Linked DNA regions of Homo sapiens: region 1 is linked to region 2. A link is an interaction called in ENCODE POLR2A ChIA-PET data of the cell type or tissue named here. Cell type or tissue: GM12878. All regions are shown on one strand. Links, peaks and the distances in the headings refer to the core of each region. The heading gives the core; the rest is flanking DNA.

The links. ChIA-PET counts read pairs that join two places held together with the same protein. Peaks named below come from ENCODE experiments on the same cell type or tissue, not always from the same donor. Only the 100,000 strongest peaks of a DNase experiment are listed, where the experiment ranks them.
Region 1: POLR2A ChIA-PET joins it to region 2 with 6 read pairs; 1 of 35 experiments calls an interaction of 5 or more read pairs at or near these places.

What each region holds. Positions count from the first base shown.
Region 1 is chr6:149,136,879-149,145,740 of GRCh38, forward strand. It overlaps LOC124901426 (a long non-coding RNA gene), which reads left to right and starts at 3,271. Exons shown (of 2, transcript XR_007059807.1): 1 at 3,271-3,421. RefSeq lists an enhancer at 3,618-3,847. In GM12878, for the core only: no CTCF peak of the experiment used is centred there; DNase peaks (open chromatin) are centred at 3,483 and 4,173; H3K4me3 peaks cover 1,521 bases; H3K27ac peaks cover 2,246 bases.
Region 2 is chr6:149,391,480-149,393,979 of GRCh38, forward strand. The region is part of intron 3 of TAB2 (TGF-beta activated kinase 1 (MAP3K7) binding protein 2); the gene reads left to right. Among named protein-coding and RNA genes, the nearest start is that of SUMO4, 7.5 kb to the right of the region's middle. In GM12878, for the core only: no CTCF peak of the experiment used is centred there; a DNase peak (open chromatin) is centred at 1,212.

The DNA.
Region 1 (8,862 bases), core at 2,868-5,367, 250 kb before region 2:
CACCTCTTAAGACTACTGCATTGGGGATTTTGTATCAACATATAAATTTGGGGGGGCACAAACATTCAGGCCATAGCAGGGGACAGGGACAGTGGGGGAAGGTGCTGACAGAGACGGCCTAGTCAGTGTGGAGGAGAACTGAGCTTCATGCAGTGGGGACTTGATGGACTCTGATCTCAATCAATAGTTCCACCTGATTCTTGATGTATCCCAGCCTTGGGAGGGAGGGCTGTCACCCTGAGGGCCTCTGCTGCCCAACCAGGAGCCAAGCCTCTGGCATTGACTCTCTCTGACATCCCCTGCCTGTCACTGAAGGCTGTCATTCACCCCCGCTTGCTTCTTCCCTTAGGGAATTGCAGGTCTTCCTCTTCTCTTCTTCCTGCCCTATTTTTATTTTATTTTATTTATTTTTTGAGATGGAGTTTCGCTCCTGTTGCCCAGGCTGGAGTGCAATGGCATGATATCAGCTCACTACAACCTCTGCCTCCCGGGTTCAAATGACTCTCCTGCCTCAGTCTCCCGAGTAGCTGGGATTACAGGCGCCCGCTAATTTTTTTTATTTTTAATAGAGACAGGTTTCACCACGTTGGCCAGGCTGGTCTTGAACTCCTGACCTCAGGTGATCCATCTCTCTGGGCCTCCCAAACTGCTGGGATTACAGGCTTGAGCCACCACACCCAGCCCTTCCTGCCATATTTTTTAAAAAACACGTATGTATACACACATACACAGATACGCACATGCACACATATGTACACACATATACATATATACGTGTGTGTACATATATAATTTTTAAAACAGAGAACAAGGAAGAGATATGTGATAGGGTTTTATTTTAATCCTGTTTTTTAACCTGTCATTGATTTGCAACAGGACCTTGGACATGTTATGCAACTCATTTCTTCACTCTATAAATGTTGGCCAAAAGCCTAATGCAGCCCAGCACTGTGTTGCCTCTTGCTGGAGTTACTTTTAGGAACAAAAACGGAGGCAGAGCTTACTAATAGGGGAGCTAGACATCACAACAAATTACGCCCATCTGGCAACTACATGGAGGAAAGGGCTGGGATCAAATGTACAAGGTACTATGAGAAAGTGTATTTGGGGGTCCTAATTTCATCAGTGGGGATTGAAGGAAGGGTCTTCCTCTGATAATTGGGGGTACTGGCACTGACCTGAAGGGGCTGCTGTGAAGATTACACCTGACTGTGTGTGCCCTGGTGCCTGATAAAACGGTGGTGATTATTATTGTGGTGGAGGCCCAGTCCTGGAGCACTGCAGGGAGGCAGCAGGGTGGGACACACAGAGACCACAGCAGCCAGACACGGTCACTCAGGGGCAAAAATGTCCAAGAACTGAAGCCCAGACCTGCGAGAGAGGCTCACAGAGCCAAGCCCGGGGAGGCCCGCCAGCAGGCAAGCCAATTCCCCTACTCCCAGTGCAGTAGGAGAGGTGCGCCGTAGCCACGGTCTCCAGCCCTCCCACCAGACGCAGCTCTAGCCTCTCTTTTCCACCAATTCACAGCAGAAACCAAAAGGTGAAATGCATATGAGAGAATCAAAGCCACGCACAGTTTTCCAAGTTATAGCTATCTCTCAGGTCAATCCCCAGTTTGAAGTCTCCCTTGCTTCTGAAGGGTTCAAAGTAGCTGAACACAACTTTTCCATTACCCAGCAGCTCCCAGTAACAGGAGATGCTCTGTGTTCCCTGAATCATTGGCCTATTGAAGATAATTTTAGTGGGGTGCTTTAAACTACGGTAAAAAAAAAATAGCATTTTTAACCATTGTAAGTGCACCGTTCAGTAGCAGTAAGTACATTTACATGTGGTACAACCAGCCCGCCATCTATCTCCAGAACTCCTTTCCCCAACAAAATGAAACCCTATACCCATTAAACAACTCCCACGCCTCCTGCTCCAGCCCCCGGCAGCCATCATTCTACTTTCTGTCTCCATGAATTTGCCTATTCTAGGGACGCCACGCCAGTAGAATCAGACAGCATTTGTCCTTTGGTGTCTGGCTTAGTATAACGTCCTGGTGGTTCTAGAAGTTAATGCAGCTTCCACATGTGGATGAACCTGGGAAACAGGTTAAATGCTCAGCGCATCTGGCCAGAGAGTTATTATATTACAGCAGAGCATCACGAGAGTCAGCAGCGCTATAGGTCCGGCGTCATGAGCTGTGTGACTGGGGGAAGTCACTTAACCTCTCTGTGCCCAGGCTTCTTCACATACGAAATGGAAATAATGACAGTACATATTCATAGGGCTTTCATGAGGATCAAATAAATTACTATATGTAAGACACAGTAGTACCTGGCACACTGGGGACACTGGAAAAATATTAATATAATTTAAAATAAAGCACACACATGAACATATGTCTAAATACATGATTACAGGCTCATGTCTGTAATCCCAGCACTTTGGGAGGCTGAGGTGGACATATCACCTGAGGTCAAGAGTTCGAGACCAGCCTAGCCAACATGGCGAAACCTCATCTCTACTAAAAATACAAAAATTAGCTGGGCATGGTGGTACATGCCTGTAATCCCAGCTACTTGGGACGCTGAGGCAGGAGAATTGTTTGAACCCGGGAGGTGGAGGTTGCAGTGAGCCAAGATTGTGCCATTGTACTCCAGCCTGGGTGACAGAGCGAGACAACGTCTAAATAAATAAATACAAATATAAAATTATAAAGTTTCTATCCTCACAAAACACTTAGATATTTTTAAGTGATTATGATTAAAAAAATGAAACTACTCTCAAAAAGAATACCTTATATTCATTTAGAAATTAAACATGAATTTTCTATTGGAAACATAGAAAGAAATTTAAATTCATCTATGACAGCCCTCAATCTTAAGAAAAAGATAAGCTCTAGAAGGATTCTAAGCAAGTTTAGAAAAGATATGCCCCAGACTTCCATTTGACAGTCTCTACAACCATTCAAGAAATGAGAGGTAAAACTTAAAACACTCAGTGATGAAGCAAAATGTTGCAATATTGGTAATGTTCACAAGTTGAGATCTAGAAATACTATAAGCAGTAAACTTCAAAGGGAAAAACATCCTCTATTACTGCATATTTATGGAAGAAATTTCCCCATACTGAACAAAGAGATGTCTCTTTATCTCAGATAAACCCATTTTATGGATTTAAAAAAAAAACAACCTAAAAGATCATTTTGAGTGTAGATTTTGCAATCAAAATCTTGACCACATTTTAACATTCTCCCTTCAGTCTTCTAATTCTCAGTCAGAGGTCATCATTGTCACTTTGTGGCTTGACTTTGCAGCCACGTCTTCCAAAGGCCTGTTGTCTTCTCACCCCAGCACCCGCAGGACGTCTGCAGGGAAGCTACGTTGCCTCCCTGAGGGCCTGCAGGCCTGCTGTGATCCAGCACCGTCATAGCCAGGTAAGATTTGCATTGTCTCTTCATCTGGTCACAGACGGGCTTTTCCCTTTTTATAAATTTGACACACAATAAACTTTGAGTGAGACCAAAATCAAGGAACCCAACGTGTGTACCAGGGATCCATTGAGAGGGTCATTTGCATCAGGGCATGAGTTTTAGAGTCCGACAGCTTGGAGGCAGGTCGTTGCTCTTGTTCGGGTCAGAAATCTGGTAGTTCTTCACTCCCAGCAGGACTGTAAGGATGAAGAATTCAACTGTTTTGACTCTACACTTTCAGAAATAGAGCTTTCCTTTTTAGAGAGAATAGTCATAATTCTCTCTTATCTTACGCTTTCACTTGGACTTTTTGTGTGTGTGTGCTGTGCTGGCCTGATTAGAGTCTGTTGTCTTTAAGGGTTTTTCTGAAACGTTTACTCAGGAAACACATGGAATGCACTCTGACAAGTAAAGCCCACATCTCCACTATTTACTGAGGCTTTTTGTTTTCACATATTAAATATCTCATGCCTTACCCAAATACTTTATTTGCCAGTAAAGACCCAAGGCTTCAGGTGCAAGGAAAGGAAAGGGAACCAGTGGAAATCAGTGGAATCCCAGTAAGAGGGGAAATATTTCATGAACTTTATTTTTAAAAGCAGGTTTTTAGGGGTACTAGAAAATTCCCCAGACTTGTTTCATTAGAAAGAAAACACAGTATGTGTCAGAGTATGAAAACAGGAAAGGGTGAGAGAGTAGCCGTTGTTTGATCATCTCAATCAAGGGGAAATTTGTCTGAGGTAAACAGTTCTCAGAAACAGCAATAGTTTCACAGACTTGATTTTTAAAATAGTTTTGGTATCCTCCAAATCAGGCCTAGACTAAAAGTCTGCACTCCTTAGGACAATGAAGGCCAGTATAAGTCTTGCAATAATTAGGACTTGCAATAATTACCTTGGAACCCAAAATGGTGATGACTTTTTTTTAATCATGGAGTAACTTAGAGATAACAATGTCTAATTTATGGAGATGAGAAAATAAAAACCAGACTGAGTTAAATATAGTTCTTACCTGCTGACAATAATAGCATGTAAATTGATTGAGAGGTAATTGAAGGAAAAGCATATGGATATATTTAGATTATTCAAGAGAATAAAATATTCACTAACATTAGACACATTGATTAAATATACATGAAAAAATTCTAGGGATACACTAAAAGACTAGAAATAAACTGCATAACTTCCAAACTAGTAGAGGGAAAAAAAAGCAATACAGATAAGGCAACTTATTTTATAAATTTCTATAATCATTATGTTGATTATATTTAAGAAATAAAAATTAAAGATGACTGCACTAAACATTCAATTTAAGAAGTCAACTTTGAAAAACAATATAGACCCAAAGATAGTAGGAAAAAGAAATAATAAAGGCAAGAGAAGAAGTTAATAAAATAGGAAACATAAAAGCTATAAAGAGGATCAAGATGCTAAGAGTTATATCTTTAAAAACACTAATAAATGGATAAACTTCCAGCAAAACTGATCAAGAAAAGACAGAGAAGTTATAAATAAAAAATATTAAGACTGAGATAAAAAGAGGACCAAACCACAGATGTAGCAGTAATTATAAAGATAAAAGAAGAATATTATAAGTTTATAAAAATAATTTGAAAAATTATATGAAGCAGCCAACTTCTCAGAAAAATATAAATTACCAAAAATGACTCAGGCAATAATAGAAAATCTGACTGGCTTGATAACTGTTAACAAAATTAAGTCAGTAATTAAAAATCTTCCCACAAGAAACTCTAAGCCTAAATGGTTCTACAGGTGAGTTCTCACTAAATTTAGGAATAGATACTTTCAATCTTACCAAATTCTTCCAGCAAGCAGAAAAAGAGAAAACATTATCTCAACTTATTTTACAAAATTTGTAAAATCAGGAAAAAAAACTAATGCATTAAAAATAGAAGCAAAACTCTCAACAAAATATTGACAGACTGAATTCTATATAATATAATCCTACATAATATGTATTATATCACAATCAAGTTAGGTTTATTCTAGGAATGCAGGGTTAGTTCAAACTCAGAAAAATCTATTAATATAACGGATCTAACAGATTAAAGAGGGCCAATTAATCATCATAGAGATTCAGGAAAAGCATTCAATGACATTCAATATGCAATAGACTAAGAATAGAAGAAAACTTTCTAGTTTGATCAAAGACCTTCACAAAAAAATGACAGTAAACACCCAATGTTGAAATACTAAAAATTATTCCCTTTGAAATTAGGAGCAATTCAAGAACATTTACTCTCACTTCTATTCAATATTATTTTAAGAGTCCTAGTCATCCTAGATAAATAAGAAACAAATGAAAGATATAAATATCGGGAAAAAAGAAACAAAATTGTTACTATATGCAAATCATATAATTGTATGCATAGACCACCTAAAAAATTTACAGATATATTATTAACATTAGAGCTTCTAGCCAGCTTACTAGCTATAATACCAATTTGTATTCTATATACTGATAACAAACATTTAGAATTTTACATTTTTTAAAAATACCATTTATAATATCAAGAAATATATACAATACTGATGCATAAATATGAAAAAGATGTGCAATATTTTTCTGCAAAAATATTCTACAAACATTTATTGCAGAGATTTTTTAAATAACTAAATGGAGGAACATACTAACTTCATAGATCAGAAGGCTCAATTTTGCAAAGATGTCAGTTCCTAGAAAATTGATTTATAGTATTAACAGAAAAACTTCAGACAAATTAAGTTTAGCAGAATTTATTTGAGCAAAGAACATTTCATGAATCAGGCAGCACTCAGAACCAGAAGAGGTTCAGAGAGCTCTACCCAGAAGCATGAGCAGTGAGCTATGGAAATAGACTGAATATGGAAGCCAGGTAGAGAAAGCATCTGAATCGCTACAGCTGGCATTTGGCTTATTTTCTCATGATGTAATCAGTTGGCTACCTGTGATTGGCTGAAACCCAGCCATTTGTTAGAAAAAAGTGTTGAGTTTAGTACACGCTAAGTTAGGCTGCAGTTTGTTGCATAGGAAATCAAGGTACAAAGACAACCTCAGTTTACTGGCCTCCTGCTTATTTAATTTAACAATGGATTTCATGAATTTCTCATCAAAATCCCCAAGTGACTTTTCCTGGCAATTGATAAACTAATTCTAAAATTTATATAAAAGAGTAAAGATCTTATGGTCATTAAAACACCCTTAAAGAAGACAAAGTATGTAGAGAGATTTCCCCAGCCAGATATCAAGACTTCCTACAATGCTATAGTAATTAAGATAATGTAGTCTGTCTTAATAGGACAGACAAACAGACCAAAGGGACAAACTGAAGAGCCCAGACTCAGATCCATGCACATGTGAAATCTTGATATTTGTTGCAAGTAACATTACAGAGGAAATGTTGGATTATTTTCAGAGAGTGTGGGACTCTTAGATATCTCCATAAAAATTTATATTGTCTCTCTGCCTCATAACTTACTCAAAAATGAATTATTGATGGACCAAGAATTTAAATGGGGGAAGCAAATTTTTTAAACTTTTAGAAACATATCCCTATTCCTAAAAAAATATATTAGAAGCATTTTGGGTAAAGGGCCATGATTTACTTACTTTACCATTAAAGGTTTCAAGAAAGAGATTTTCAAAAGTTGAGAGAGAGAATGCAAAAGAAAATGGGAGTAAAATGTAAATAATATGTGCATCTGGGAATAGGGTATACTGAGGTCCTTTGTACTATTTTTATCTTTTCAACATATCTATTAGCTTGAAGGTGTTTCAAAATAAAAGGGTGTTTTTACAAAAAATCTTTAGAAGAAAATATAGGAGAATATCTTTATCACCTCAGGGTACTTAGGCCACTCTTGAACACAGTTCAAAGGATAGAAATTATAAAGGAAAATATTGACAAAATAAATTACATTAAAAGAATTTATGTTCATCAAAAATAGCCATTAAAAGAGAGAAAAAATACATACCATCAACTGGAAGGAGATATTTGCCACACATCAAACTGACAAAGGATCAGGATCATGAATATATAAAGAACTCCTATGAATTAATAACACATACAATACGTATCTCTTCCTGTGTGTCAAGGTCTATTAAAAATAATAAATAACCCAATGAAAAAATGGGCCAAAATGAATATTTCACAAAGGAAGGAAACCAAATATTAAAAACATTAAAAGATGTTCAGCTCATTTGTAATCAGAGAAATACAAATTAAAACCCCATTGGTATAAAATTTTAGTCCCACATGACTGGCAAATATTAAAAATCTTGGCACTATCAAGTATTCATAAAGACATAAAGCAACAGGATGTCTCCTATGCTGATGTACAGCAGAAATCAGTACAATCTTCGGCATCACCTATTTTAATTCACCCTTCAATTCCAATCCTAGACATTTACGGATACTAGCAAAAGCCTTGCATGTGCAAACAGGTGATGAGTATAAGATTATTTATAGCAGAAATTGCTTATAATAAATAAAAAGCTGAAAACAACCTGAAATTTCCATCAATAGTAAAATGAATAAATAACAGTGGTACATTCATAGAATGGAATGAATATTAAATGACTACATATGGCAATATAAATGAGTCTAAATAATGTTGTTGGGGAGAAGAAAGACCTTGAAGAATTCAAGCAGTTATGAAAAGATGAAACTTTGAAAAATGAGGAGTGAGTTAGACATTCCAGTCAGCGTCTATGAACAGCATGACCCACATGGGAACTGCACGTGCACAACCCGTCCCCCATGGCACGTTTCCCCAATGTGGAGCTCGGTCTATGTGGACTAAGTTACTCTGTGTCTCTGAGATCACAATGGGAATTATCATTGGAGTTCCTAAAAATCAGAGTTTGTATGTCCAGAAAGAAAGATTCTGTCTGCTTGCCCAATCATTGACTGTAGCAGGATTTAACATTAGTATTCAAATTATTAAAGCTATAAATTAAGAATCTCCATTTTTCTGAACATTTAAATTCAGTTTGCAAATCTTCTTTCTTTTTTATTTAGAAATATAGCAATTGTCCAAAAATCAGAAGAGCTATTTTCACACTCCTTGATAAATGTTTAAATTAGTTCATAAGTTAAAAAACTAAAATGTCCTATCTTAAATAACAAAATTTTCTTAGACACTTCGAACTACAATTAGGTATTTAACACATCTGAATTGCTCAAATGCCTATCATGCAGATTTAATAAATTTAATAAGAACATTCTTTCCTAGCATTCAATCTATATGATAACTCTAATAAACTTTAAAATATAATAAAGCCAATAACTTGTAGGTGTGTGTGTGTGTATGTGTTTTCTCTTTTTTTTTATCATTAATACTTTAAGTTCTGGGCTACATGTGCAGAACATGCAATTTTGTTACATAGGTATACACGTGCCGTGG
Region 2 (2,500 bases), core at 1-2,500:
GAGCTTTCTATCTATTTCTCGTTACATCTTCAGTATATTTCACGTCTTTGTCTTTCTTGGGGGTATCAGGGACAGGGGCAGGGGCAGGGTGTCACGGTTGCCCAGGCTGTAGAGTACAGTGGTGCTATCTCAGCTGACTGTAGCCTCGACCTCCCAGGCTCAAATGATCCTCCCACCTCAGCATCTGGAGTAGCTGAGACTACAGGCGCGCGCCACCATGCCTGGCTAATTTTTTAATTTTTTTGTAGAAACAGCATCTCCGTTTGTTGCCCAGGCTGGTGAAACTCCTGGGCTCAAATGACTCTCCCTCCTAGGCCTCCGAAAGTGCTGGGATTACAGGCATGAGCCATCATACCCGGCCCCTCCTTGTCTTTCCATTCTACATTTTAGGAGATTTCCTTAAATTTTTTTCCGACTCACATATGAAATTTTCATTTTGGCAGTGATGTTTTTAATTTCCAAGAGCTAGTTCTCTGATTCCTTTTCGAGGAAGGTTGTTGTTTTATGGGTACAATAGTGTCTTAAAATCTCTTAATGATATTAATCAGAATTTAAGTTCTCGTCTCTCTGCTATGTTGTCTTCACTTAATCTGGATTTAGTTTTTTTCTTTGTTTATGCAGACCTTTCACATTCATATCAGATTTTATTTTTTTTTGGCAGGGGGCGGGGGGGCGGGGGTGGACAGAGTCTCACTTTGTCGCCCAGACTGGAGTGCAGTGACACAATATCAGTTCACTGCTACATCCACCTCCCAGGTTCAAACAGTTCTCCTGCCTCAGCCTTCTGAGTAGCTGAGATTACAGGCACGCGCCACTACCACCTGGCTGATTTTTGTATTTTTAGTAGAGATAGAGTTTCACCATGTGGGCCAGGCTGGTCTTGAACTCCTGACCTCAAATGATCCACCTGCCTTCATATCAGATTTTCTTCAACTATGAGGTGATCCTTAAACCTACAGCTACCTTCCCTTTAGGATGGAGAGAAGTTGACTGTTCGATATACAGATAGCTACTTAAGCCTCTGTGTTCTGGCCCTTTCCTAACTCCTGCCTTCTGTTGTTACCTGCATTTTCCAAAGTCAAGGTTTCTGCAGGGCAGATGAGTTGCCATTTTGTCTACAGCACCCTCCTTGTCCATGAGACTTCAGCTTTCTCCACTCCTTCATTCAGCTGTCATTTCATCTGCTTCTAGCCTTCCAGAAACTTGTTGACTTCTGTTGTGAGTTAATTGCCTTCTTTTTCTTAATTGTTGGTGGATTGTACCTTTTTCATTCATACCTCATTTTTATGGGGTTTCAGGAGACAGAAGATTTTTTCATTTAGTGGAGGCTAATTAGAGCAAAAGTGTCTCTGCTGTTTAATGATCTACTAACATTGTTTCATAATGAGTCTAATCACATTGTTTCATAATGGACAAATATTGGGTGTTATTTTGTAAACTCAAGGTTAAACTTGCAGACAAAACTCACAGCTAGAGAAGAGTTTCGACTTTAGCTGAATTTTTACAGCGATTTTTAGAAATTCACTTTGACCCCTTTTTTCCCTGTAGTTCATCTTTCTCAGATTCCTATCTAAAAATCTCAAACCACAAATGAAAAGTGAACTAAACACATAAAAATTCAGCCACTTAGAAGAAAAAATTGCTAAGAAATAGAGAACCACTTTCCTAGTATATTCATAGCATTTTTAGTTTGTTTATAACAGCCATACCTAGACAAGTCAACCAACTAGGTATGTCATTTCTAAGTAATATAGTCATTATAACTCTAAAATTTTGTTTAAAGTGGAAAGAAATGCCTCATAAATAAGTTGTAAGTAATTGTAAATGGATTTGCAATATTTTACTTTAGAGCTTCAGACTAATCATAAGAGATACTTTGCCTTTATTCTCAGAGGTAAGCCACATCTTCAGCCATTGCAAAACCCCTTTGTGAATTTCTAAGGATGCAATACTTATTCAGAAATATTCTGAAGAATTTACTCTTTAACCTCAAAACACCTCACAACCATATGTGTAGCAACTGTGGCTCTTTCAAGTCTCCTAAATCATCATTGAATCAGATTTCTGCCTGCTGTTAAAGTCTGTCTCCTACTAATATTGGCCTTCTGTGTATCTCTCAAACTCTATGATTTACTTGCTTGTTTTGATAGAAACATTAGGAATATGGGATTGGGGATTGCTGGTGGAGCTGTGACTGGGAGAATGCTCAACCTTATCCTGGAATGTATACTTTATGATGTATTTGTTGGAAAATAAATTAGATTATTTTTATGATTTTCCATGCAGAGTTGCATACTAGCATTTTTTCCTTTTATCATTAAGTAAAGAACATCTTTATCTCATATGTTTTGCCCTAAAGTCAGATTTTTTTCTGAAATAATTATATGAAATTTTTCTAGCTGCCCTCAAGATTTTCTTTCTTTGGTTTTCAGCACTTTGACTGTGATGTGTCTAGGTGTTTTGTTTTAGCATTATTTGGTGATCTATGGGCTTCTTAGAT